Regions from separate parts of the Homo sapiens genome. Here all the other regions are linked to region 4. A link is a contact called in ENCODE Hi-C or POLR2A ChIA-PET data. All regions are on one chromosome and are shown on one strand. Each heading gives the region's core, a stretch centred on a gene start or an enhancer-like site at or near the end of the contact. The rest is flanking DNA. Distances are from core to core; before and after follow the strand shown.

The links. A loop is a pair of places that touch in the nucleus more often than their neighbours do. ChIA-PET counts read pairs that join two places held with the same protein, here RNA polymerase II (POLR2A). Pooled maps may share reads with other maps.
Region 1: a loop to region 4 is called in a pooled map, with 7 times the contacts of the local background. The contact joins the enhancer-like site here to the promoter of ANKRD28 in region 4. A Hi-C loop is called at or near these places in 21 of 37 single-sample maps with no recorded cell type and 10 of 50 pooled maps. POLR2A ChIA-PET finds 5 or more read pairs at or near these places in 3 of 52 experiments (GM12878, T-cell and activated T-cell).
Region 2: a pooled map shows a loop between it and region 4 (2.1-fold over the local background). The contact joins the promoter of SH3BP5 here to the promoter of ANKRD28 in region 4. A Hi-C loop is called at or near these places in 5 of 37 single-sample maps with no recorded cell type and 5 of 50 pooled maps. POLR2A ChIA-PET finds 5 or more read pairs at or near these places in 1 of 52 experiments (activated CD4-positive, alpha-beta T cell).
Region 3: a map of naive thymus-derived CD4-positive, alpha-beta T cell shows a loop between it and region 4 (4-fold over the local background). The contact joins the promoter of METTL6 here to the promoter of ANKRD28 in region 4. A Hi-C loop is called at or near these places in 2 of 168 maps with a recorded cell type or tissue (chondrocyte and naive thymus-derived CD4-positive, alpha-beta T cell) and 11 of 50 pooled maps. POLR2A ChIA-PET finds 5 or more read pairs at or near these places in 1 of 52 experiments (activated T-cell).
Region 5: a loop to region 4 is called in a pooled map, with 6 times the contacts of the local background. The contact joins the enhancer-like site here to the promoter of ANKRD28 in region 4. A Hi-C loop is called at or near these places in 1 of 50 pooled maps. POLR2A ChIA-PET finds 5 or more read pairs at or near these places in 3 of 52 experiments (activated CD4-positive, alpha-beta T cell, activated CD8-positive, alpha-beta memory T cell and activated T-cell).
Region 6: a map with no recorded cell type shows a loop between it and region 4 (9-fold over the local background). The contact joins the enhancer-like site here to the promoter of ANKRD28 in region 4. A Hi-C loop is called at or near these places in 4 of 37 single-sample maps with no recorded cell type and 5 of 50 pooled maps.

Annotation. Positions count from the first base shown.
Region 1 is chr3:15,358,893-15,362,965 of GRCh38, reverse strand. No RefSeq gene overlaps it. Among named protein-coding and RNA genes, the nearest start is that of SH3BP5, 28 kb to the right of the region's middle. RefSeq lists a silencer at 387-446. Within about 2 kb of position 1,250, at least 11 of the 41 ENCODE cell types and tissues checked have a DNase peak (open chromatin) inside an H3K27ac peak, as active enhancers do; they include GM12878, where a contact is called at or near this core.
Region 2 is chr3:15,330,665-15,334,586 of GRCh38, reverse strand. It overlaps SH3BP5 (SH3 domain binding protein 5), which reads left to right and starts at 2,001. Exons shown (of 9, transcript NM_004844.5): 1 at 2,001-2,316. The coding sequence starts at 2,179. RefSeq lists silencers at 1,893-2,292, 2,373-2,432.
Region 3 is chr3:15,425,140-15,429,369 of GRCh38, reverse strand. METTL6 (methyltransferase 6, tRNA N3-cytidine) reads left to right here and starts at 1,826. Exons shown (of 6, transcript NM_152396.4): 1 at 1,826-1,968; 2 at 2,735-3,083. The coding sequence starts at 2,859. It overlaps EAF1 (ELL associated factor 1), which reads right to left and starts at 1,772. Exons shown (of 6, transcript NM_033083.7): 1 at 1,488-1,772. The coding sequence starts at 1,590. RefSeq lists an enhancer at 1,416-1,695 and a silencer at 1,692-1,855.
Region 4 is chr3:15,796,325-15,800,076 of GRCh38, reverse strand. It overlaps ANKRD28 (ankyrin repeat domain 28), which reads left to right and starts at 2,098. Exons shown (of 28, transcript NM_001349278.2): 1 at 2,098-3,672. The coding sequence starts at 3,556.
Region 5 is chr3:15,533,974-15,537,969 of GRCh38, reverse strand. No RefSeq gene overlaps it. Among named protein-coding and RNA genes, the nearest start is that of COLQ, 14 kb to the right of the region's middle. Within about 2 kb of position 2,034, at least 2 of the 41 ENCODE cell types and tissues checked have a DNase peak (open chromatin) inside an H3K27ac peak, as active enhancers do.
Region 6 is chr3:15,382,686-15,386,741 of GRCh38, reverse strand. It overlaps a transcript of METTL6 not described here. Among named protein-coding and RNA genes, the nearest start is that of METTL6, 43 kb to the left of the region's middle. RefSeq lists enhancers at 2,053-2,102, 2,223-2,322. Within about 2 kb of position 1,746, at least 4 of the 41 ENCODE cell types and tissues checked have a DNase peak (open chromatin) inside an H3K27ac peak, as active enhancers do.

The sequences.
Region 1 (4,073 bases), core at 1-2,500, 440 kb after region 4:
TCCAGCATTCTAGCCCTTGGATTAGAAAGGGCTAGAAAGCACTGGGATGTTCTTAAACACCACCTTTCTAGCCCTATGCCCTTGGTCAAATTAGTTTAAATGCTCGGTTTCTCCTCTGTAAAATGAGGACAGTAACAGCACTCATCTCACGTGGTTGTTGTGAGAATGAAATCAGTTACCGCATGTAAACCTTCAGCAGTGCCCTGCTCTCTGCCATGGCGTGTTTATGGAATGTTAATAGCATGAGGCGGGAGGCGGACAACCTCAGGCGAACCTGCTAGAGGGCACCCCCTTGTGTATGACTCTGATCACTGTGGTTTCTTTTCTCTGGGTCTGAGTCAGACACAGAGATTTCTGTTAAAAAGTAGCAATAGGAGGCTGGGCACAGCGGCTCACACCTGTAATCCCAGCACTTTGGGAGGCCAAGGCGGGCGGATCACCTGAGGTCAGGAGTTCAAGACCAACCTGGCCAACATGGAGAAACCCTGTCTCTACTAAAAATACAAAAATTAGTCAGGTGTGATGTCAGGCGTGTGGAATCTCAGCTACTCGGGAGGCTGAGGCAGGAGAATTGCTTGAACCTGGGAGGCGGAGGTTACAGTGAGCTAAGATCACGCCACCGCATTCCAGCCTAGGTGACAGAGTGAGATGCTGTTTCAAAAAAAAAAAGTCAAAGGATCCCTTTAAAGTCTATTCCTATCTAAAATTTTGTAGATGTCTTAGTTCGGTTAGCCCAAAAGTGGACCCTGAGGCAAAGGATTTTGGGCAAATCATCTATTTAAGAAATGATTCTAGGAGGCAGAGTAAGGAAGTGAGACAGGGAAGAGAGAAAAGCCACATAGGGCACATTGCCGAGCAGGATACCTCAGAGGACAACTGGGCCGCAGTCCTGTGAAGGCCCCTCTGAGAGACTGTGCAGCGGTGAGGAGGCTGGCGGGTGGACTCACCAGCTCCTAGCCCTCATCTGTTGAGGCTGTCCTGGGGTGTTACCTCCCAGCAATTCTGGCCAGTCCTGTGTGTGGGCTCAGAGGAGCCCTCAGGCATTGAAACACAGGCACGTGAGGGAAGAAGCCAGCAGGGACAGCAATTGTCTTCCAAAGCTGCATCTGACAGTGCACTGACACAGTTCGCTTCAGTGGGGGATGGCTGAGCTAAACACGGCTGTCAATAATAAGCAAAAGAGACATGAAACGTTAGTTTTGACTTAATTTGATTAAAAACGTAACTGAAAGAGGTTTGACCCCAGCCTGGGTCTTTCAACTTCTCCTTCCTCCCCATACCTACTAATCACAGTCTGACTTTCACCGGGTGATTCCTTTAGCAATTTATATGTGGTTTCATCTTTAAGGATGTGCTTATGAGAAGCTCCAGCCACCCACGCTTCAAAGTTCACATATGATTAATGGGTAAACTTTTCAGTGGTTTGAGGAAGGTAGTCAGAAGATACTCATTATTTTAGTATCTGCTCATTAGCAAGGAAAATTGGCTTCCTAAAGTGTTTCTGTCTTTTTTTTTTTCCTGTTATTTAAACAAATAGCATGACTTGTAATGCAAAATCTTAGGACCGTGGGATGTTAGATTCATCTGGTTAGAGTTCAGTATAAAGTAGAGCTGTAAGAGCTTGCATTTTGTTAAATAAATGAATGACTGTCTTGTTAAATTCCATAAAAAGCAGTTACCTCTGTTCAGTTTTCCAGGTGAGAGTGTGCATGCTGGTCAGCAAGTTTATGATCATTACTTTTAAAAACATTTTATGGTAAAGAAAATGAAATACAGAATGCCACATTTGTATCTACACTATGAGTACATAATGTATAAATTATGTAAGTTTATAGACAAGAACAGGAAGGTAAAATGAGGAAATGAGTACTTTTGCCAACACAGTCAATTTTCTTTTAAAAACAAGGAGGAAAGAGAGATGAGCAGTATCCTTAAAATCAATCCCAGTGTGACATGGAACTTTCAGGGTGTTTTTTATTAACCTTGGCAACTTTTCTAGGCTCAGATCAAGTTACTGAGGAATTTCCCCAGATTTTCTACCACTCATTTTTGTTTTCTCTAAAAGTAGGCTGAAAAATTGAGACTGCCAAGAAAAGCACAGTGCATAAGAATGAACCTCAAAAACAATATGCTAAAGTGAAAGAAGCCACAAAAGACCACATATTGTATGATCTAATTTATATGAAATTTCTAGAAAAGACAAAACTATAGATATAGAAAGCAGATCAGGAGTTACCTAGTGGTGGCTGAGAGCAGGGATAGAATACAAATGGCACAAGGAAAGTTTTTAGGGCAATGAAATTGTCTTAAACAGAAATGTGGTGATGGTTGCATGACAATAAATTTAGTAAAACTCACCAAACTGGATTTTATGATATATACATTATACAATAAATCTGTTTAAAAGAGAGACTGAGGCTGCGTGTGGTGGCTGACACCTGTAATCCCAGCACTTTGGGAGGCTGAGGCAGGCGGATCACTTGAGATTAGGAGTTTGAGACCAGCCTGGCCAACATGGTGAAACCCTATCTCTACTAAAATACAAAAATTAGCTGGGCATGGTGTTGTGTACCTGTAACCCCAGCTACTCAGGAGGCTGAGGCACGAGAATTGCTTGAACCAAGGAGGCGGAGGTTGCAGTGAGCTGAGATCACACCATTGCACTCCAGCCTGGTGACAGAGTGAGACTCCATCTAAAAAAAAAAAAAAAAAAGGGCCGAGCACGGTGACTCATGCCTGTAATCCCAGCACTTTGGGATTACAAAAAAAAAAATGGCCTCCTGATGTTTCTTCCAACAAATTGTCTTCCTGAGTACTTACTATATAGACAAATAGCAGCAGCACTGTCCAACAGAAATACAATGGGAGCCACAGATACACTTTTTTCTTTCCAGAGATGAGGTCTTGCTCTATTGCCCAGGCTGGAGTGCAGTGGTGTGATCATAGCTTACCATAACCTCAAACTCCTGGGCTTAAGGGGTCTTCCCACTTTAGCCTCCTAAGTAACTGGGACTCAGGTGCATGCCATCATGCCCCTAAATTTTTTATTTATTTTTATTTTGTAGAGACAGGGTCTTGCTGTGTTGCCCAGGCTGAAGTGCAGCTTGCACCATCATGGCTCATTGCAGTGTTGACCTCCCAGGATCAAGTGATCCTTCTGGCTCAGCCTCCCGAAGTGCTCATATTACAGGTGGCCACTGTGCCCAGCCAAAACAAATTTTTTTTAATTAAAAAAATTGTAGACCAGGTGTGTGGCTCACGCCTGTAATCTCAGCACTTTGGGAGGCTGAGGCAGGTGGATCACTTGAGGTCAGGAGTTTGAGACCAGCCTGGCCATTGTGGTGAAACCCCATCTCTACTAAAAATACAGATATTAGGCAGGTGTGGTGGCATGCGCCTGTAATCCCAGCACTTTGGGAGGCTGAGGCTTGAGGATCACTTGAGGCCAGGAATTCTGAGACCCACCTGGCCAATGTGGTGAAACCCTGTCTCTACCAAAAAATACAAAAATTAGCTGAGCGTGGTGGCATGCGCCTGTAGTCCCAGCTGCTCGAGAGGCTGAGGCAGGAGAATCACTTGAACTTGGAGGTTGCAGTGAGCTGAGATCGCGCCACTGCACTCCAGCCTGGGTGAGAGAGTGAGACTCTCTCAAAAAAAAAAAGAAAGAAAGAAAAAGAAAAAAAGAAACAAAGGTATCTGTTGAATTCTGTTCTGTAAATGCACACTCAACGCTGATCCTTACCTTTTTTAAGAATTAATTTTTCACGGCTGGGCGTGGTGGCTCATGCTTGTAATTGCAGCGCTTTGGGCGGCAGGCGGATCACTTGAGCCCAGGAGTTTGAGACCAGCCTGGGCAACATGGCGAAACTTCGTCTCTGTAAAATTTTTAAAAAAAAAATTAGCTTGGTGTGGTGGGACATTCCTGTAGTCTCAGCTACTTGGGAGGCTGAGGCGGGAGGATACCTGAGCCTGGGAGGCCGAGGCTGCAGTGAGCCATGATTGTGTCACTGCACTCCAGTCTGGATGATAGAGTGATAGCGTGAGACTGTGTCTCAAAAAAAAAAAAAAAAAAT
Region 2 (3,922 bases), core at 752-3,251, 470 kb after region 4:
CTGTATTTTTTTTTTTTCTAGAGAGCAAGGCAGTCTCGCTTTGTTGCCCAGGCTGGTCTGGAACTCCCGGCCTCCAGTGATCCTCCTTGCCTCAGCCTCCCAAAATGCTAGGATTACAGGTGTTAGCCACCACTCCTGGCCATGTATTTTTAAATATGCATTTTTTTAATTGTTGTGTTTTTTTCCCCCAAATATTTTCTATCTGTGGTTAGTTGAATTTACACATGTGGAACCTGAGAGGCTATGGAGGGTTGACTGTATATAGTACTGCCTGTGGTTTATTTATTTTTCTCATTTTATCTTTAGAAAGACTATTAGGATTAACACTATAGCTGGCCCAGATCTCCAAAAAATAAGACAACAAAAGTCTGAACTGATGTTCTTGAGCAGTTGGCCTATGTCTCATAGATGTATTTTGCTCTTGACCTAAGCTTAAGCAGGAATGTAGTTTGGAGTTTGCCATTTAGAATGGAGAGGATAGGGTTCTGCTAGCTGAGAAGCATTTATCATAGTCAGGGCTGACCCCAGAGTTCTGTTTATTTCAAACTCTGTCTCTCAGTTCATTCAGAGCTAGGATGTACCTGCAAAGTTGGAGGCTCAATTCCAAGCCACCAGAGAAGGTTGGTGGCTCCTGTGTTCCAAAGTGACCCCTATGGCTATCTTGTTCCTGGCTTCATCTATCATTGGAAAACCAAAAGCAACTATGTCTTTAGCAAGGAGCTTTGAAGCACCTCTCACAGAATTGCTGACTCATCCTTGATTTAAAGAGCAATGAACAGGTCTGACCTTTTTAGAAACAAACCATGGCACTACCTCCAGGAGACAGGACAAATTTCCTTTGACAGTGGACTACAGTGCCAGCGTGTATGGGGTGGTGCCTTGCCCAAGGAGTAACCCTCTAGCCTAGTTTCTGATAAAACCACCAGGAGCAGGACTATTTATTCATTTGAGAAGGGGTCTGGCTGTATTGTCCAGGCTGGTGTTGAACTCCTGGCCTCAAGTGATCCTTGTGTCCTGGCATCTCAAAGAGCTGGGATTACAGATACGAGCCACCACGTTGTGCCAGACCCAGGTTTTGTAAGGTGGCTTTGATGATAGGTTCTCAGAAAGAAGCTCCTTTCTCAAGCAAATTTGTCCTCCAAACTCAGAGCCGATGGGCTACAGGCCTCCGTGTAGGACATGTGCACGTTCTGCATTTCTCAAGGCAAGGAGACGTGAGCAGCCATGTGCTCATCTGCTTTGCCAAGGTCATCCTTTGCGTTCCCCTGACATCACAGTGGCCCTGACATTTCATAAAAGCACACACACGTGCCTCTTCAGTTTGGCCTTTTCGGATGCTGTGTCTGCCAGGCCAACTCTGTCTCCCTACTTGTTGATGGTGGGCAGAAAGTCTCACTAATTCATAAATTCTTGGCCAGAGTGTGCCCATCAACAGGGGTTACACTTGCCACCTCCTTAAATCCCAGCTCAATGCATTCTCCATGCTCCTGGCTATTCAGGTAGGACCGCCGCACCTCTGTGTTTCGGTATGGGGCTCGCCCAGAGAGGCCGCAGCCTTCGGCAATGCATCAGTGCACGGAACCTCCGCCATTCCCAAGGTTCGCTCAAGAGGATGAGTGTGCTTTGGGTATAGGGTTTCGGCAAGTCTTGGTCCTGAGGGCCAGGGTCACTGAGCGTAGGCTTCAGAAGGCGACTTCAGTGTGAAAACACCCACGCCTCCCTACCACACAAACAACGAGCCTCGGAGGAGGGCTGGAGGAGGGGACTCCCGAAAGCGGGAGGCTTGCGTTACGTAGTTGAGATATATCCGAGCTGCTAAGTTACAAGGGGGTGGGGGCTGTCCTATTTTGCCACCTTGGAGATGTGGAGGGAGCTGGGGTTTTGCGACGGAGACCTGGATAGCTGGGACTGGCGGCGGAACGCGAGGCCGGGGCGGGACGGGGGCGGAGCGGGCGCTGCGCTGACTGCCGCGGCAGAAAGGGGGCGGCCGCGCCCATTTCCTCTGCTCCGCCGCGGCCGGAGGTATCCGCATCGGCGAGCTGCGTCTCCCGGGTGTCGGCCCCGGCGGCTCCCCGACCGTGCCCGGCTGTGGCGAGGCGGCTCCAGCCCAGCCTGTGGCAGCCGCGACCCCCGGGGCGCTCCGGAGCCCACTGCGCGGCGCGCGTGCCGGCTGCCTGCATGGACGCGGCACTGAAGCGGAGCCGCTCGGAGGAGCCAGCCGAAATCCTGCCGCCTGCCCGGGACGAGGAGGAGGAGGAGGAAGAGGGGATGGAGCAGGGGCTGGAGGAGGAAGAAGAGGTGGATCCCCGGATCCAGGTAGGGCGCGCGGGGTCGCCCCGCATCCGGGCTTCGCGAGGGCTGCTACGGAGGTCGGTGTCTACGCGTACAGCCACTTCGCAGCCCCCAGTAACTGTGGTCCGGGGACTGGCGGCCACATAGGGTGGCAGGAGACGGTCTGTATGCTCCGTTTCATCGTCTCCACAATGAGGAGGCTACAGTGCCCGCGTGGATGCGGCCTGACTCTATTGCGGGGAGTCCCCCGCCGACCCGTAGCAGGATCGGGGTCGGTGCAGCGTGCCTGGTGGTTCGGGTGGATGTGCAACAAAGGGAAAAAGGGGGCGGGGGCGCCATGGTATCCTCGGGGGTACCCCTGCCCGGCCGCGGCACCGCGGGCATGGCACGGCGTCCAGGCTCTGCGAGGAGGTGTCGCCCGCGTGGGCGCCGGGCACCGTGGGCGGGTGGGCGTTGCCCTGCAGCGCGGGCTGGCACCGGTGCCCCGGGTGCAGAGTCCTCACTTGCCAAGGTGCCCGGCCTGAGCCGTTTTCCTTCTCTGATTGATTGTTAGCGAACTGAGCGGCTTATTGTCATCACTGGCTCAACGTTCTGCCTGGCTTGAAATTGCTTAAAACCCTGCTTTTCCTTGTTGTGAGGTTGGGCATGAAAAGAAATCGGGGACAACTGATGCGCAAAGCTGACGCGTGGAGGCGGCGAGGGGATTGGGCTGGCTGGCTGTGCCTCCATTTCCAAGAGAGATGATTAAAAAACAATTTCCAAGCCGAGATCTAGGAGTGACAGTTTCACCTCTTCACCCCTAAGCAAAAAGCAGAGCAAATCCCTTTCTAAGGCCCGTTTTTTTTCTACCTTTTCAATAAATCATTTTTTTAAAAAAATTGCTTTTAAGCATGCTCTGTAATTTCTGGATACCTAATTGGTTTTTTAGTGCACAGATCAATTTAAAAGCTCACTTAACTCAGTGGTTGGGGTTTAAATGAATTGTTTTGTCAGCTTAGCAAGATAAAGATCAGGTGGAAAAAAAATCCTTGCATTAGGAATGCTATTAATTAAAGTAATTGGTTTGGAATAAATCGTGTGTTACTGGTATGGGATTATGTTAGCAAGATCCTTTGTTTGCATAGTAATGATGAGTTAAGTTCATGTTGGATACTTTTTTTACAAAATGTCAGTTTGTAAATGTTTATTGAAAGGAATGGGATTAAAGCTAGTTTAAAACGTCCAGCTAAGTAGGTTGAATAATTGGCAGTGTGAAAAGATTTTCACCCTTTACAGAAAAATAATTCTGGTGAGTTAATACCAGAATTCTGCCCTTGATGATTTCACTGGGTTTATATTTTTGGCTTGGCCTTGCTTATTGTCTTTTATTGTTTTCTAAGCAAAGTTCTTGCTCAAGGCAGATGGTACTGTTTTGATTAGGCCATTAAACCATTTGTAACAGGTGGGGTTTACCTGAAGGCATGTACCTGGAATAGTTGACCTCTGACAAATTCCAAATGTCTCTGAAGACATTGTCAAAAGGGACACCCTCAAGAAAATGGTTTCAGAAATGCCGACATTCATTTGCTTTTCTAGTCAAGCCTCAACTGTTTGCCGTAAGAATTAATTCTGATTCTTCCCTTTTCCTGCA
Region 3 (4,230 bases), core at 577-3,076, 370 kb after region 4:
TCCATAGCTGTTTTTTGTTTTTTTTTTTTTTTAATAGTGATGGGGTCTCACTATGCTGCCCAGGCTGGTCTCAAACTCCTGGGCTCAAGCTATCTGTCGACCTCGGCCTCCCAAAGTACTGGGATTATAGTGTCAGCCACCACTCTCAGCCAGTTCCACAGCTTTAACAAAGACACTTCGTAGATGTTCATAGCAGACAACTGAACTGTATCTCCGCAAGTTATCCTGCTCGTGTTTCTAAACTGCAGTTAGAATACAACATAATAGCCATCTTAATTCACATTCACACCTGCCTCAAACTGCAGGACAGGTGCACACATGAACTATATGATTTAAATTCCACATTGCCCTTCACCAAAAGAAAACATCAACTTAGTAAACTCTTCAGGAAATGATGTTCTTATCTTATTCCCATCTCTTCTCTCTGAAAGAGCTGGATCTGCTGTCAGTAGGAAGCATAGCAATGGCATGGCAAGTGACTACACAAAGATGGGATTTCATTATCTAAAACGCCCTCTTCACATGTGTTGAGTCACATCTATTAGGTCCTCTGACAAAAACAAGTCTTAACAACAGCGTTAGCACCACGGAAACCAGAAGTTCATGAATCACGGAGGGATGCTCTGTCAGCCAATTCCTAACTGCCAAACCTTCACCCAGGACATAGGGTGGAAGTGCACTCTCTCAACAGCGTCTATAATTATGTAGAAAAAGGTCCGGCATAATGACTATTTGGACATTCCTTACGCCTGCTCTCTTCTGCTTCCAAACGTAGACCAATCTTTAACCTATCCCAGGCTCACGAACTCTGATTTGACTCTTTACCCACAAGGAACTTGGTCTGGAGGAAAAGCCCGGGTGGTATAGGTGACCTCAAAAGACATCCAAGTCAAATGAAGCACAGAAAGGAGATGGAAGAAGACTCTGATGAGGCGCAGAGAGGATGCCAATTCTTTGGCTGTAGAGGGGACAAAGCACAGTATTTGGGAGTCCAGGACCAAGTCGGAGGAGAAAAGCAGGGAAGAGAATGGGTTCTAAGGCAGTGGATGAGGCTCATAACAAACAAGAAGCGTCTTTTAAATGTGGAGAACCCTGATGGGAGCATCGGAAAGGAGGGGAGGGGTTTCGAGGGAGAAGTGGACCCGGATAAGAGGGGGGAGGTTTGCCTTGGGGGAGGGAGGTTTGCCTTAGGGGCGAGGTTGGGGGCGGGGAGGGATGGAAATGGAAAGAGGCCAAAGACCTTTGGAACTAGTGTTTGAGACTGTGAGGTAGAAGAATAGTAGGGAGTGACGAAGATTTGGGAGAAATAATCTGGGTAAAAGAAGGGACAAATCGATGTCCCAAAGGATTTGGGGTTCGAGAGAAAGTAACTGACGCTGGCAGGGGGTTCCCTGGAATCTGAAGGGCCGAGGGAAGAAAGGAAGGAGTCAAGGTTGATATGTGGCGGCTGGAGCGGCCGAAGGGAACCGTGGGGAGCGCTGACTTACAACGAATAGTGTGGAAGGAGGCCCGCGGCCGCTTCTCGAAGCTCTCCCCGAGCCTCAGGCAATGTTCCTCGCGGTCCAGCAGCGGGTTTGCGGTCCCATTCATGGCCCCGCACCTGCCTCGCACCCAGATCGGCGCTCTCCCGGTGCAGCCGCGATCCGAGCTTCTGGCGCTGGCGTCTGGGAGGACTGTGCTTCCGGGCCACCGCTCTGGAAGACAAGGAGAGCCGAGCCGGCACCCACCCGGGTCCAGAAGCAAGTTCTCTCCTCTGCGTGGGGGTGAGAGAGGAATCTGAGGAGGCAAGGCCGTGGGACTTCCGGCGTCGGGTAGGAACTTCCGGGTTCCTAGCGGAAGTGGCGGGGGCGGTGCCATGGCAAAAGAACTCCCGGATAATCCGAATTCGTGGTCCTCAGAATTGGTTTAGGGTTGTTTCGCGGTTCTTCCCGTATTCTGCCTCCGAGGCCCAGTGGGGCTGGCTGTGGGGTGAGTGCGCCTGGCCCTAGCCCTGCAGGTGAATTTAGGAACTGATGACGGTGAGCCCTGAGCGTGGCTGACTAAATTAACGCGGGTCGGCTAGCCATCATGGACGCCCTCCTCAGGGTCTAGGGGCCCATGCAGCCTAGTCTATCCTGAGGGTCCTGAGATGGATCCTCGGGACCTCAGCCACGCGTCATTGGGTCTCTTTCTCCACTTTGCCCGGTGATGGCGGTGCGAGGGTCTCAGTCCCTGCAAAGTGACGCTCCCTCTGGTTCCTATGACAGCCTCTTGTGAGTGTGATCAGGAAATGAGCCCACCCAGGCTTAGCTTCATTTCCCCCGAAAAAACGGAGGTCCGACCCTTGGGAAACGATGACCTCACTTGTATCTGACAATTGACCACCCGCTTCCAGCTAAGGCCATTGTGGTTTTTAAGTCACCCCTTTCGCGGGCACCGAAAATTGAGGAATATTTTCTTCGCAAGGTTTCCCAGTCAGTTCTTGAGAGCGTCCTTTTTCGTAAACTAAATCGATTTATTGTAATAGTTGACTCATCTGGTTTGAATAAAAGTATGGTGCATGAGATAGTCTGGCCACTGAAATGAATGTAAGCCCACTGAAGGTAGGGACTGTGTGTTTGTCTTCTTTGTGACCTCTCATATAGCGGGAAGGATTTTTTTTTGTACAGTCTGCATCTCATAAACATTTGGTGAATTGAACCTGGCGTCTTGAACTGTAACCACTAACCAGAATCTAATTCTTTTCTCTGCGAAGCCCCCTGTGCTGTTTGAGGCGTGAAACTCACCTCAGGAAATGTATCTGATCCATTAGCGTGGATTCATATTATTTGGTGATGGAGAATCTTCAGCTGTGTTAAGTGTTACCGTCAGTTTCAGAGATGGCTTCTTTGCAAAGGAAAGGGCTGCAGGCAAGGATTCTCACCTCTGAAGAAGAGGAGAAACTGAAAAGAGACCAAACTTTGGTGTCTGATTTTAAACAGCAGAAATTGGAACAAGAGGCTCAGAAAAATTGGGATCTTTTTTACAAAAGAAATAGCACTAATTTCTTCAAAGACAGACACTGGACCACCAGAGAGTTTGAGGAGCTAAGATCATGTAGAGAGGTAAGCTAATATTACGCCTTATCTGAGCTGTTCTTCATTTAAAATGTGAAGAGGGTGCCATGGCTCATGCCTGTAATCCCAGTACTTGGGGAGGCCAAGGCAGGCGGATCACGAAGTCAAGAGATCGAGACCATCCTGGCCAACATGATGAAACCCCGTCTTTACTAAAAATACAAAAATTAGCTGGGTGTGGTGGTGCTCGCCTGTAGTCCCAGCTACTTGGAAGGCTGAGGCAGGAGAATCGCTTGAACCCGGGAGGCGGAGATAGCAGTGAGCCGAGATTGTGCCACTGCACTCCAGCCTGGTGACAGAACGAGACTCTGTCTCAAAAGAAAAAAAAATGTGAAGAGGTGTGCTGTATTGCATTCCTAGGGAGAGTGCGAAGTAGAGAATTTAAGAAGCCTATCAAAATGCTTTGCGTTTTAGGAGAGAAATATACTGTTTGGTCTTAACACCAAAGTTTTAGCAGTTTCTGGTTTGGTTAACATATAGGAGAGAGAACTTTAGTGGGTGTTTTCTATTTCTTTAAGCTGATCTGATAGTTGTAAACATTATATATTAAATTCAAGAGCCAGGTCTGGTGGCTATTGCCAGCTACTCCAGAGGCTGAGGCAGGCGGCTTGTGCCTGTGAATAGTCAACATGAATTAGCCAAGCCTAGGCAGCATAGTGAGACCCTATGTTCTGAATTTTAAAATTTTAAACATTAAAAATTTTAAAAACAAAAATATAAATTCATGCTAAGTGACTTCAGTGACAGATTCAGAATAATATAATAGTTAATGTTAGTAACTATTTACCATGGCTGTTTTCTACATGGCCTATCATTTGACCCTTATACCGGCTCTGTGAAGTGTAAGTATTAGTATTGTACTCATTTGTCCCCAAGGTAAAATTGAGGCACAGAGCTGTTTAAGTGATTTACCCAAGGATAGAATGCAGGGGAGGAGTTGAGATTTGGGTGCTGGCAGTTTAACTCCAGAGCCGAGTTAGCCATTGTGCTGTTTTTTTCCTCCACACCAAATTGTTAATGTTGGATGACAAATGAAGTACCAGTATTAGCTTTTGCTTATTAGTTCTCTTGTTGATCGTCTGCTCCATGGGGTCGGAGACCTCTCATATTCTGGACCTTTTAGTTTGGTTTATTT
Region 4 (3,752 bases), core at 849-3,348:
TCACCCCATACCTTTGTTTTATATCCTGTCAACTTCTGAAATTTTAATTGTTCACTTATTAGAGATATGAAACTCACTTTGTTGCACCTTAATGCCACCTATATTTTCTGGTTAAAATATATGTATACCAACACACCCCCACTATTCTTGTTTATAAATCTCCACCCTTCCAGAGTCTCGTGACGACAGAATTCATTTCAATGAAATTATTTATAGGTGGAAGAAAGTGGAAGGAGACAATATGTATGAACACAGTCCCTACCTTCAAGGAGTTTGTTTTCTGGTTGGGAAAGACCTAAGTGTGGAGGTTGACTTAGAACAAGAAACAGGATGTACCTGCTTAAGTCTAAGTAGGTGAACTTAGGTACTAGATACTTTGGAACAAGTTAAGATTGTTAAGATAAAAAGAGATTTTGCTTTGTGGGCTTGGGAACCCTGAAGATGAAATATAGGATATTGTTACTATAGTTGTTTCACTTTCAGATATTTCAAATATTAAGATTTTTTGATTCAGCTATGTGGAGATGGATAACATAATTGATGTATGTTCAATATTTACATACCTTTAATTTGGCATAAAAGTATTTTATATATTTTAAAATATAACTAATGAATTGTTAGCATGTTTTAATTGGTACAAATATGTTAGAGTTATTGCTTCTTCCATAGATTGATACATTTTATAGCTTTCAATGGTTCTTGTTTTAAATTCTGACATTCTTATATTTGTATCATGCTGGGATTTTTTGTTTTTTTTTTCCTTTTTATGGTTTTAAGACTTGCTTTGAAGTACCCATTTAAAAATAACTCGTTTTAGAATATAGCAATAAATAGTATATTCCTTTGTTACCTAAACTTTTCACAACCTTTATAGGTTACCTGTTTGTTAAGATCACTTTTATAAGCTAGTATTACAGGTTGCAAAGATCTGGAGATGAGTGGAGAGAAGAGAGTGTGTCTGTATGTGTGTGTACTCAGTGATAGCAGAATAGATTAGAAAGAGTATGTGTTTAAAATAACACACAACTTTATTAATTTATACAACTTTGGGTAAAATACATCATTTCTGAGTCTGTTTTTCCCTCTATAATGGGAATACAGCAAGGTTATTGTATTAAATGAGAATGTACAGCACATAGCATATCACAGATGTTCAAAAGTAACTATTATGTTTATTATTGTTTATTAATAAAAATGCTAGTTAATATGAAGAACACAGATTGAAGGGGGACCATGGTATTTTCTTTGTAAGTTTTCTCTTGAGAAATATCCCCCATGTTGGGTAAACAGAGAAAGAAGAAAAAAAACGATGAAATGATTGGCTTTGACATTTATTTATGGCTTTGGGAAATTTATAGGGAGGGAGATTATTTGTATTACCCTGTGCCCTTTTGACATAGGTAATTCAGGACGAAGGACATTTTTTTTTTCATGTACCTCTTTAACAGATTTTTAAGGCTTTATTCCCTATCCAAATGGGAAGGTAGGATTATTTTATTTCTTCAGTGAAAAATCAAATGATTTATATAATTTTAGAGTTAGGATTTCTACATTATGAAATTTTTGCTTTTCCCTTTAAAATATGAATCAATGATTGATTAAATTCACCAATTTAGAAATTGTTAGACAATCTTAAATTTCATTTGTTTAAGCTTTGCATTCTAGAAAATAAAATACACCTGGCAGATTAAAACTGATCTTGGTAAAAATATGAATAAAACAATTTCATGGTTTTTATAATCTAATAAAATATTTCTCCATCTTTAAACCTTTTTTATGAGTCCATTGCAGGCATATTCTTACTGCAACTGTCATTATAGGGTTAAACATTTGCTTTATTGTAACACACGAAAGCAGTTAAGCCGTTTGGAATTGTTTACTTGCTAAAACCACTGTTAGTCAGCAGAGGCAGTACACCAGATTTCCTTGTGGCTTTTAGTGGAAAATGTTAAAAGCGCACTCATTTTTCAGTTATAGAATTTTTTAGTTTGATTTGGATTAGTCACAGAACTGGCATGAACCTTCTAATTGTGAAGGCTGTCCAAATGCACTATTTTTTTCTCCTGCTAGAGGAAGTTACATCCCGAGAAGTAGCTCAGATCTCTGGTAAGTGTAACATGTGAGCATTACTAGGCATTTCATCCTGTGGGTCTGCAGTCTTTGCTCTTCAGACTGTTGCTCCGTTGGAATGCTTCTGTGGGACTGATACTGAGGTTCTATAGATATTTTTTAAGGACCTACTCATTTGGGGATGTCAGTGGTGTTTTGCAAGATCATCTGAGGAACAGGAAAGCATTTGAAATCTGAAAAGGATAACTGTGGCGGTTTTCACAGTGGAAGGAAACTATATTGGCAAAGAGGCAGATGACTGAATAAAGTAGTTGGCTCAAAGAAGATGCACAGTCTGCTATTTTTTTCTCTGAATGAAGACTGTTTAATGGAAGCTGTATTCATGTGGAGATCAAAGGAAACACTGGAATGATACACTACTATGTTTTTCCCCCCCCTTTTTTTTTTTAAAGAAAACAAAAAGCCTGAAGCAGTAATTTGAGCTCAAATGCCTTCTAATTCCTTCACAGCCTGCTTGTTCTACTAGGATTCTCCACTAACACCATTTCTGCCTGGTGCCTGTGCCCTTTTGCTGGAGCAGCCACAGACAACTGCCTGATGGAGAAAGAATGAACGCTCTGCCTTGCTTATGCTATCGATGGGAATAAAGCTAACTGTGTTTCTTCTATTATATGGGAAACCTGGATTAATCAAGCTGTATTCTAGTACCAAGAGTCGTATTGTCTCTTGTGGTCTGACTCATCACATGTAAACGTACTGCAGCTTTGCTATTAATGCAGAGTGGTTTTTTTTTTTTTGTTTTTGTTTTTTGCCCCTTTCCCAAACACTGAAAGAATTGTTAACCTCTGAGCTTCATTTTCAGGATTTGTGCTGAGCTCTAGATCTTTTTTCTGTGAATAGTATCTGCATTAAACCAGTGATGAAGAAATGAAGACAAATTAGAAGTGGAAACAGAATAGTGAGATTTTATTTTTTATTTTCAATTATAAGCAAAACAGCTACTGGTAACTATATGACCTTGCAGGCAAGAGTGGGTATCGCTGTGATCATCTCTGTCACAGCAGTTGTTTCTCATTTCATTCTATATTGTGTGGTGTTGTGTCACCAAAAACAATGATTGTTTTGTGCAAGTAAATTTCAGAGATAGAGCAATAAGACTATTTTGGTAGAGGAAAAATATTTTTAAATGAGCTTGGACTCAGTTTTAGTTATTGACATGTTGGTGTGAAATTTCTTCTTAAGTATTGCAGTAATCCAACAGAAATAATAGAATTTCGTTATATTTAGGAAGTTACAAATTATGTAGTCATAATTTTAAACTTGTTTTTCCAGTAGTACTTATTAACTTTAAAAAAAAAAAAAACCCAGCTGTGCTGTTCAGAGAATGTTTGTAAGTGTTGTACAGAAGAGGAGGAAAAACTACTTGTGCTCTTCCAACTGTGACTTTTATCACATAGCTTGGAATTTAGTGTTTTAAAAGATCGAATGAGTCGAGTGTGTATTGTTGTTTTGGAGGAGGTAGAAGATGAATCTCCTGCATTCATTTCTAAATTGCCACAGGAAAATAAATCCCTACATTCTCCACCTTCTGGAAATGTATTGGTAAGATATGTAAGTTTATATGTTTACTATATTCTACTGAACTAGTAGTATAAATCTTGTTTTTTAAGAATAGATGTAAA
Region 5 (3,996 bases), core at 785-3,284, 260 kb after region 4:
CCTCTGGTTTCCATACAGGCATAGCCTTCCCCACTATCAACAGCATTCATTATTTATTATTATTATTATTGAGACAGAGTCTTGCTCTGTTGTCCAGGCTGGAGTGCAGTAGCATGATCAGCTCACTGCAGTCTCCACCTCCTGGGTTCAAGTGATTCTTCTGCCTAAGCCTCCTGAGTAGCTGGGACTACAGATGTGCACCACCACACCCATCTGATTTTTGTGTTTTTAGTAGAGATGGGGTTTTGCCATTTGGCCAGGCTGGTCTTGAACTCCTGGCCCCAAACAATCCACCCACCTCAGCCTCCCAAAGTATTGGGATTACAGGCATAAGCCACTGCACCCTGCCAGCATTCATTATTTTTAAAAGCCAGACTCCATTTTTAATAGAAATAGATTACTAGCTGGCTGGAGAGAGAGGTTATCAATAAAAACAATGTTATATGCTGGTGTAGTTTTCTTTTTCCTTTTCTTGCAAATATGTTAAAAATTGTACATCAGGAATATAAACCATTCAGCTTTCTTTGACAATTTGACTCAACTGGAACAAATAGGGTTGAGAATGATCCAGAGAAAAGTAAAACAAATTGGCTATTTATGGAGCCAGTTACTAATATAAATGGAAATGCTTTTAGAACAGGCTCTTTCCAGAAATCTCCCAGACTGACTGAAATAGAGCAGAATAAAAACAGAAAATTACTTTAGAAGGTCATTTGCATATTAGATGCTACCATTTGTTAGTTGCTTTGAGTTTGTGAAGTTCCTAAGTCAAGTACTTTGCAGATTCAAACTGATAGGAAAGGGGAGAAATGTAATGGAAAGTTGGAGCACGTAAGAAAATCCAAAAAAAAGTAATGAGATATGCTTTTAAGTTGGCCTCAATTCAAAATGTGTTTTTGAATTTGCAAACCACAGGGCTTCCTCCAAGGCGTCAGTTCTCAGAATTTGTGTACCAATAAAGTGAAAGGCAGTTATAAACAAAAATCTAAAAGAAAAAATAGGTTATATATGCTTTTAGGGTGGATATATTTAATGGAAGGGGAAGAACATAGGAAGGAGATAAGAGACCAGAAGAACATAGCCACAAAACATAATATTCCAGGGAAGTTGTAAGTTTGTCCAAATTACCCTGCTGAAAATGGCCACCTGGATAAATGTGCCCCAATAATTCAATCACTGTAGGTGCATTCATTTCACTCAATTAACCCTTATACCAGTGATTCTCGCAGTGTGGCCCATGGACGAGCAGCAGGAGCATCATCTGGAAACATAAGAAATGGAAATCCGCACCCAACTCCCAAGACTTTCTGAGTTAGAAACTTGAAAATCTTTGTTTTAAAACATTCTCTGAGTGACCTGATGCATGCTAAGATTTGACCTCTCTGCTTACCCACTGGGTGATATGTTTTTAGTTGTAGGTGTCTAAGAAGAAAAATTGGCCCATTTTTCTTCTATGCAGGTGTACATGGATGTTTGGCCTCATTCCTGAGGCACAGGATGGTCAAAAGGATAGGGAAGTGGAGTTTCGGTGTAAGTTTGTTCTGGGCCACGATGGCATACAAAAGCAAGTGTGCTGGGCTAGGATAAAGACTGTGTGCCCCTACAAATTCGGGGAGCTGGCAGAGAGGATGCTAGGATTCATTTGCATAACGAACTAGGGAGCCTTATGAGAAGGAAGTCACTCTAAGGAAGGAGAACCTTGGTGTACACAAGTTTGACTCAAGAAAAGCAGATGAATGGGAGAAAGTGATGGTTTTGAAATATGTCTACAGATTCATTGGTACTCCTTCCTTCAAGTGGTGAAGCTTAATTCTCTCCTTGAGTGTGGCCTGGACGCCTGGAGGCATTTTCCTTTATATTCCTCTTGGATCGCTTGCTCTTGGGTAAGCCATTTGACATGTCCTGAAGACAGTCATGAAGCCCTATAAAGAAGTCCAGGTTTCTGAAATCCTCCAGCCCCAGCTAACTCTTCAGGTAACTGCAGAGACTGAGCTCATTGCATCCTCCTGCAGCCTGACTCATATTGCCTGTCTCCACCCTCTGCTGCCTCTCCCCACCCACACTTGCACTGGAGCCCTCAGTTTCAGTCTGTATTACATTTTAACATGCTTTTTAAAGATCACTTTATAAGAGGTTTGGGATTTTTTGTGGGACAAATGGTAAAAATCAAGTGAGATGTAAGATTTTATTCAAAGGGGATAACTCAATTAGGAGAGTGCTTTGGCTTGACCCTTGTATTGTGGCAAAAGTTGGAAGATCTGAATTTTTGGTGCTTTGAAGAAGGATTAGGGATATAAGATACCAATGAGACAAGAAATAAGAAGTACTGATAACTAGTTTATTGAAAGTTTGGGGCTCTTAAAAGAGCTTTATCACATCTCCCTTTCCCAGATTTTGGGTTATAGTTTAAGCAGGAATCATAGCTTTCGCTGTTCGTTTCAGCTATTAACCAGATATCTCATTTTCAAGCGTTAGAAAGTCCAGCCGTGTCTATATCAAAACTTCTCATTCAATTCAAATAGCAAGGGAGGTCTCTACCTAAAGAGAGGTACTGGCTGTCTCTATGTGCCTGATAATAGGTAGCCTAAAACCTGATCCATTTCCTGTGCCTGGCACAGTGACGCCCCCCACCAGCACAGGAGTAGGGAAGATGTCCTTAATGCATCTGCTCCATAGCGGCCTTCTTTCTCCTTAGGCTAGGGCAGGGCTAAAGGGAGCCATGAGCACTCCTCCCTCCTCCCCTCTCTTCCCCAGGGCTCCATCAGCAAGTTGCCATGTGTATTCGAGTCCAAACATTCCCATAGTGGGCTAAGGGGGAAACTTTCCACATGACCATTCCTTTGATTCTCACAAACCCAGGAACTCCAGTTTGCAAATGAGGAAGCAAAAACTCAGACAGGTTTAACAACTTGCCCATGATCATATAGCTGGGAAATAAATGGACTTAAATTCAGGTCCTTCTGACCCCAGAGATGTGTGCTTTCTTCCACAGCTGAAACCAGTTAAGCTGGGTGTTACGGGCTGAAATGTGTCTTCTCCAAATTCATGTGTTGAAGCCCTAACCTCTAGTACTTCAGGTATGACTGTATCTGGAGATTGGGTCTTTAAGAAGTGGTTAGGATAGGCCGGGCGCAGTGGCTCACACCTGTAATCCCAGCACTTTGGGAGGCCAAGGCAAATGGATCATGAAGTCAGGAGTTCGAGACCAGCCTGACCAATATGGTGAAATCCCGTCTCTACTAAAAATACAAAGAAAATTATCCGGGAGTGGTGGCGCATGCCTGTAATCCCATCTACTCAGGAGGCTGATGCAGGAGAATCGCTTGAACCTGGGAGGCGGAGGTTGCAGTGAGCTGAGATAACACCACTGCACTCCAGCCTGGGCGACAGAACAAGACTCCGTCTCAAAAAAAAAAAAAAAAAAAAAAAGTGGTTAGGATAAAATAAGATCATGAGAGTGGGCCCCAATCCAATCCAATTGGTGTCCTTATAAGAGGAGGCAATTTGGACACATGAGGCACCAGGAATGTGTACACACAGGTAAGACCACTCGATGACACAGCAAGAATGTGACCATCTGCAAGCCAAAGAGAGAAGTCAGAGAAGAAACCAACTCTGTCTGCATGTTGATCTTGGACTTCTGGCCCCCTGAACTGTGAGAAATAAATTTCTGTCGTTTAAGCTGCCCAGCAGGGGGTACTTTTTATTATGGCAGCCCTAGCAAACTAATACACTTGGCTAATGCATTTTCCAGGCAGTGTGTGGAGAATCACAGGCTGTCATTGGGGTTATGTCATCATGTCAGCATCTTCCCATCTGAAGACTATTTTTTTCAAGGATCAATGACCTGGCACTTCCTGAAGCCAGAGCTGAGGAGAGCTGGTTCTTTTGTCCCAGGCTAGGTGACATCCCTGATATGGGAGATGTCTGGCATATTGTGGAGAGAGACTGGGGGAGGCAGGTGGGCATCAAGGCACTCACCCAGCTGCCGGCTCA
Region 6 (4,056 bases), core at 497-2,996, 410 kb after region 4:
GGCAAGTGGACTAAGGCACGTTCACTAAGAGGCAAAACAGCAGAGTTTAATGGGTGTATGACCTTCCTCTGGGAACACTTGACTGGTAATGGAAACACACCTCAACTTAGCATGTGTACAACTTCAGTAAACATACTGCACATACACACAGCCCACCCCAAGGGGACAATTAAGGGAAGAGAAGCAGAAACCCTGGAACCATGCCCATGTATAAAACCTCAAGTCAAGGGCTGAAAAGGGCACTTGGATCTCTCAAGTCACCCACTTGGCCCTCTTCCAAGTGGACTTTGCTTCCTTTCATTCCTGCTCTAAAACTTTTTAATAAACTCTCATTCCTGCTCTAAAAGTTGTCTCAATCTCTCCCTCTGCCTTAAACCTGCTTCTGCCCCTTGGCTGAATTCTGTCCTCCAAGGAAGCAGGCATCTAGTTGCTGCAGCCCCATGTGGCTTTGCTGCTGGTAACAATTATATGCTAGCTATAATGCATTAGCATGCTAAAAGACACTCCCACCAGCACCATGACAATTTACAAATGCCATGGCAGTGCCTGGAAGTTACCCTACATATTCTAAAAAGGGGAGGAACCCTCAGTTCTGGAAATTGCCCACCCTTTGCCAGAAAACTCATGAATAATCCACCCCATATGTAGCATATAAGCAAGAAATAACCATAAGTTTACTCATAGAGCAGCCCATGCCTCTGCTCTGCCTATGGAGGAGCCATTCTTTTGTTTCTTTTCTTCTCTAATAAACTTGCTTTCACTTTGCAGACTTGTCCCAAATTCTTTTCTCGTGCAAGGTCCAAGAACCCTCTCCTGGGGTCTGGATTGGGATCCCTTTCTGGTAACACTACAATTCTAAGAGCTCTTTTTTATTGGTTCACCTACAGGAATAAACTGAGGCAAAATTAATGTAAGCAGAGAGTTTATTTGGGCCAAATTTGAGGGCTACAGCCCAGGAGACACAGATTCAAGTTAAGTTGCCCTGAATATATGCTGTGATTAGCAGCACTTACAAGTGGATTTTTTGGTTTTTGTTTTTGTTTTTTTGGAGACAGGGTCTTGTTATGTTGACCAGGCTGGTCTTGAACTCTTGGCTTCAAGCAGTCAACAAGTGGGGTTTTTTTGTTCGTTCGTTTGTTTGTTTTAGATGGAATCTTGCTCTGTCACCCAGGCTGGAGTGCAGTGGCACAATCTTGGCTCACTGCAACCTCTGCCTCCCGAGTTCAAGCAATTCTCCTGCCTCAGCCTCCCTAGTAGCTGGAATTACAGGCGTGCACCACCACGCGCAGCTATGTTTTGTATTTTTAGTAGAGACAGGTTTTCCCCATGTTGGCCAGGCTGGTCTCAAACTCCTGACCTCAGATGATCCGCCCACCTCGGCCTCCCAAAGCGCTGAGATTACAGGTGTGAGCCACTGCGCCTGGCCAACAAGTGGGTTTTTAAAGGAAAAAAGAAGGGGCAGTTCCTAAATTGAACATAAGCTACTAATTGGCATATGTTGTTCTTTGTATCACAAATTCCAGGAACATGAAGATAATGGGTGAGGGTCATATTGTGCAACTTGTGATAGCATTTTGGGTAATTTATCAGCCAGTCTGGAAACTACATGGAAGGAAAGAAAGAACAAAATGCCTTTAAACAATTGTTCCTAGGCATGATTCTCTGGGGAGGGGTGGGTGTGACTGAAGATTCATTCTCTGAAGATTGTGTCTCTCTGGACCTGATAAATTTTGCATACCACACATTTTTCAGACTTCTCTGAGCTACTTCTCTTTCTCACTTCAGTGTTCATTTTAAAAATAGTAACCCATTATTTCACAGATGCAATGTGTTATTTCTCTAAAGCATGCATTTCAGTAGAGAAGGGGTCTCTAAGAGGGGCAGTAATTGTCCCCCAAGGGGGCAAAAATTGGTTCTTTGGGGATTGACAAGAGAATGTTTTATATAACAGTGATCTGTGGCCTTCAAAAACTCAACCCTATCCAACAAAATCATATTCATTCTTCTAGAGTTGAAGTGTCTTTGCCTGGGCTGGAGTGCAGTGGCGTGATCACAGCTCACCTCAGCCTGGAACTCCTGGGCTCAAGTGATCCTCCTACCTCAGTCTCCCGAGTAGCTGAGGCTACAGGTGTGTGCCATCACACCCAACTAATTTTTTTTTCTTACAGAGAGATGGTCTCGCTATGTTGCCCAGGCTGGTCCTGAACTCCTGGCCTAAAGCGATCCTCCTGCCTCGGCCCCCCAAAGTGCTGAAATTACAGGTGTGAGCAACTGCACCCAACTTCTTGTCCATTAATATTTAATTTCTCTCTGCATAGTCTCGTTTTCTCTATTTTTTTCTTTATTTCCTGTTTTGGTCTCTATCTTTATTAGGAGCTTTTCTCAGATGTGTGGTGACCCTTGGTTTTCCATTCATATTTTTTTTTAATGCGGAGCTTAAAAGCTGCTTGGAAGCTCTGAGCACATGAGGTGGAGTTGTCAACATGGGCTTCATTTTATTTATTGGTTTTTACTTATTTTGTTTTCTTTTATCTCTTTTTTGTTTCTTTTTCAGGTCTCAAACAAAAGTCTGGAACCTGGGATTCTTTGTAGGATATCTGGCTGTGCTTTTGTATTATATGAACCACAGAAAATAATCTTCCAGTATGATATTGTTTTCAGTATAGTACCTCAACCCTAATTTTGCCTGGTAACCCTTTATCCAGAGACCTTTTGTTTTCAACTTACAGTCTTATTCTGGGGTGGGGGATGTACAGTCTGGCTGTGTGGACTTGCAGGAGAGATTTAGGGTTCTAACTTCTTCTTACTGACTTCCAACCAATTCTCCTGTATTCAGTCTTATACACACCCCCACTTATACTAGACGTAGCTGGTACTACCAAAGCCTGGTCACAAAACTCTATGGGAGTCTCAATGCAAGTTGAGTTGCTTCTTGACTTTCATCCCTGCTGGCTTAAGACTCAGCTTCACAAGCCTGCTAAGTCAGTTGCTATTTATCCTGTTTTCTAGCCCTTCAAAATTTTAAATGAAAATTTACATTTTTAATTGACAAATAATATATATATGGGATAAATATGATGTTTTGATAGTAATAGATGTATACATTGTGGAATGATTATATGAAGCTAATTAGCATATCACACTCCTCACATACTTCTTTTTCTTTGTATTGAGAACATGTAAAATCTATTCTTGGCCAAGCATGGTGGCTCACACCTGTAATTCCAACACTTTGAGAGGCCAAGGCAGGAAGATTGCTTGAGCCCAGGAATTCAGGGGTTCCAGACACCAGCCTGGGCAACATAGCAATACCCTGTCTCTAATAAAAAAAAAAAAAAGTAAAAATAAATGTGTAATTTAAAAAATTCATTATTGTTATTATTTTTACAATTTTGAAACTGTAGGGGCCAGGAACAAACTTCCCCTTTGCCCTCTGAAGAATAACTAAAAAATCACTCACCAAATGCAGATTAATAGGAGAAATGGAATAAAAACTTAGTAATTGTTTTCCTTGGTGGATCCCTTAGGTCTTTATGTAGATAGGGAAAAGGTTTCTTCTAGCATCTGTTGATTGCTAAGGACATTTAATTCAAAATACTCATTATACCAGGGAGCCATATCTGGGGGTAAAATTCCAGATGCTCCTTCAAAGTATACATTATTATTGACTATGGTCACCATGTACAGTAGATCTCAAAAACGTATTCCCCCTGGCTAACTGAAATGTGTGCCCTTTGGTCAACATCTCCCCTACTCCTCTCCTCCCCCAGCCTCTGGTAACCACCATTCTACTTTCTGCTGCTGTGAGTTCAACTTTTTAAAATTCCACGTATAAGTGAAATCATGTGGTATTTGTCTTTCTGAATCTGGCTTATTTCACTTAGCATAATATCTTCCAGGTTCACCCATGTTGTTGCAAATGATAGAATGTCCTTGTTTCTAATGTTCTCCCAAATTTAATCAGTTGTATGGGGTTTATGTGATAAAAATATCCTTTTGCTGTCATTTTCGTGGGGTTTCCAGAAGGATCCTAACTAGGTACACATGCTTAGTCTG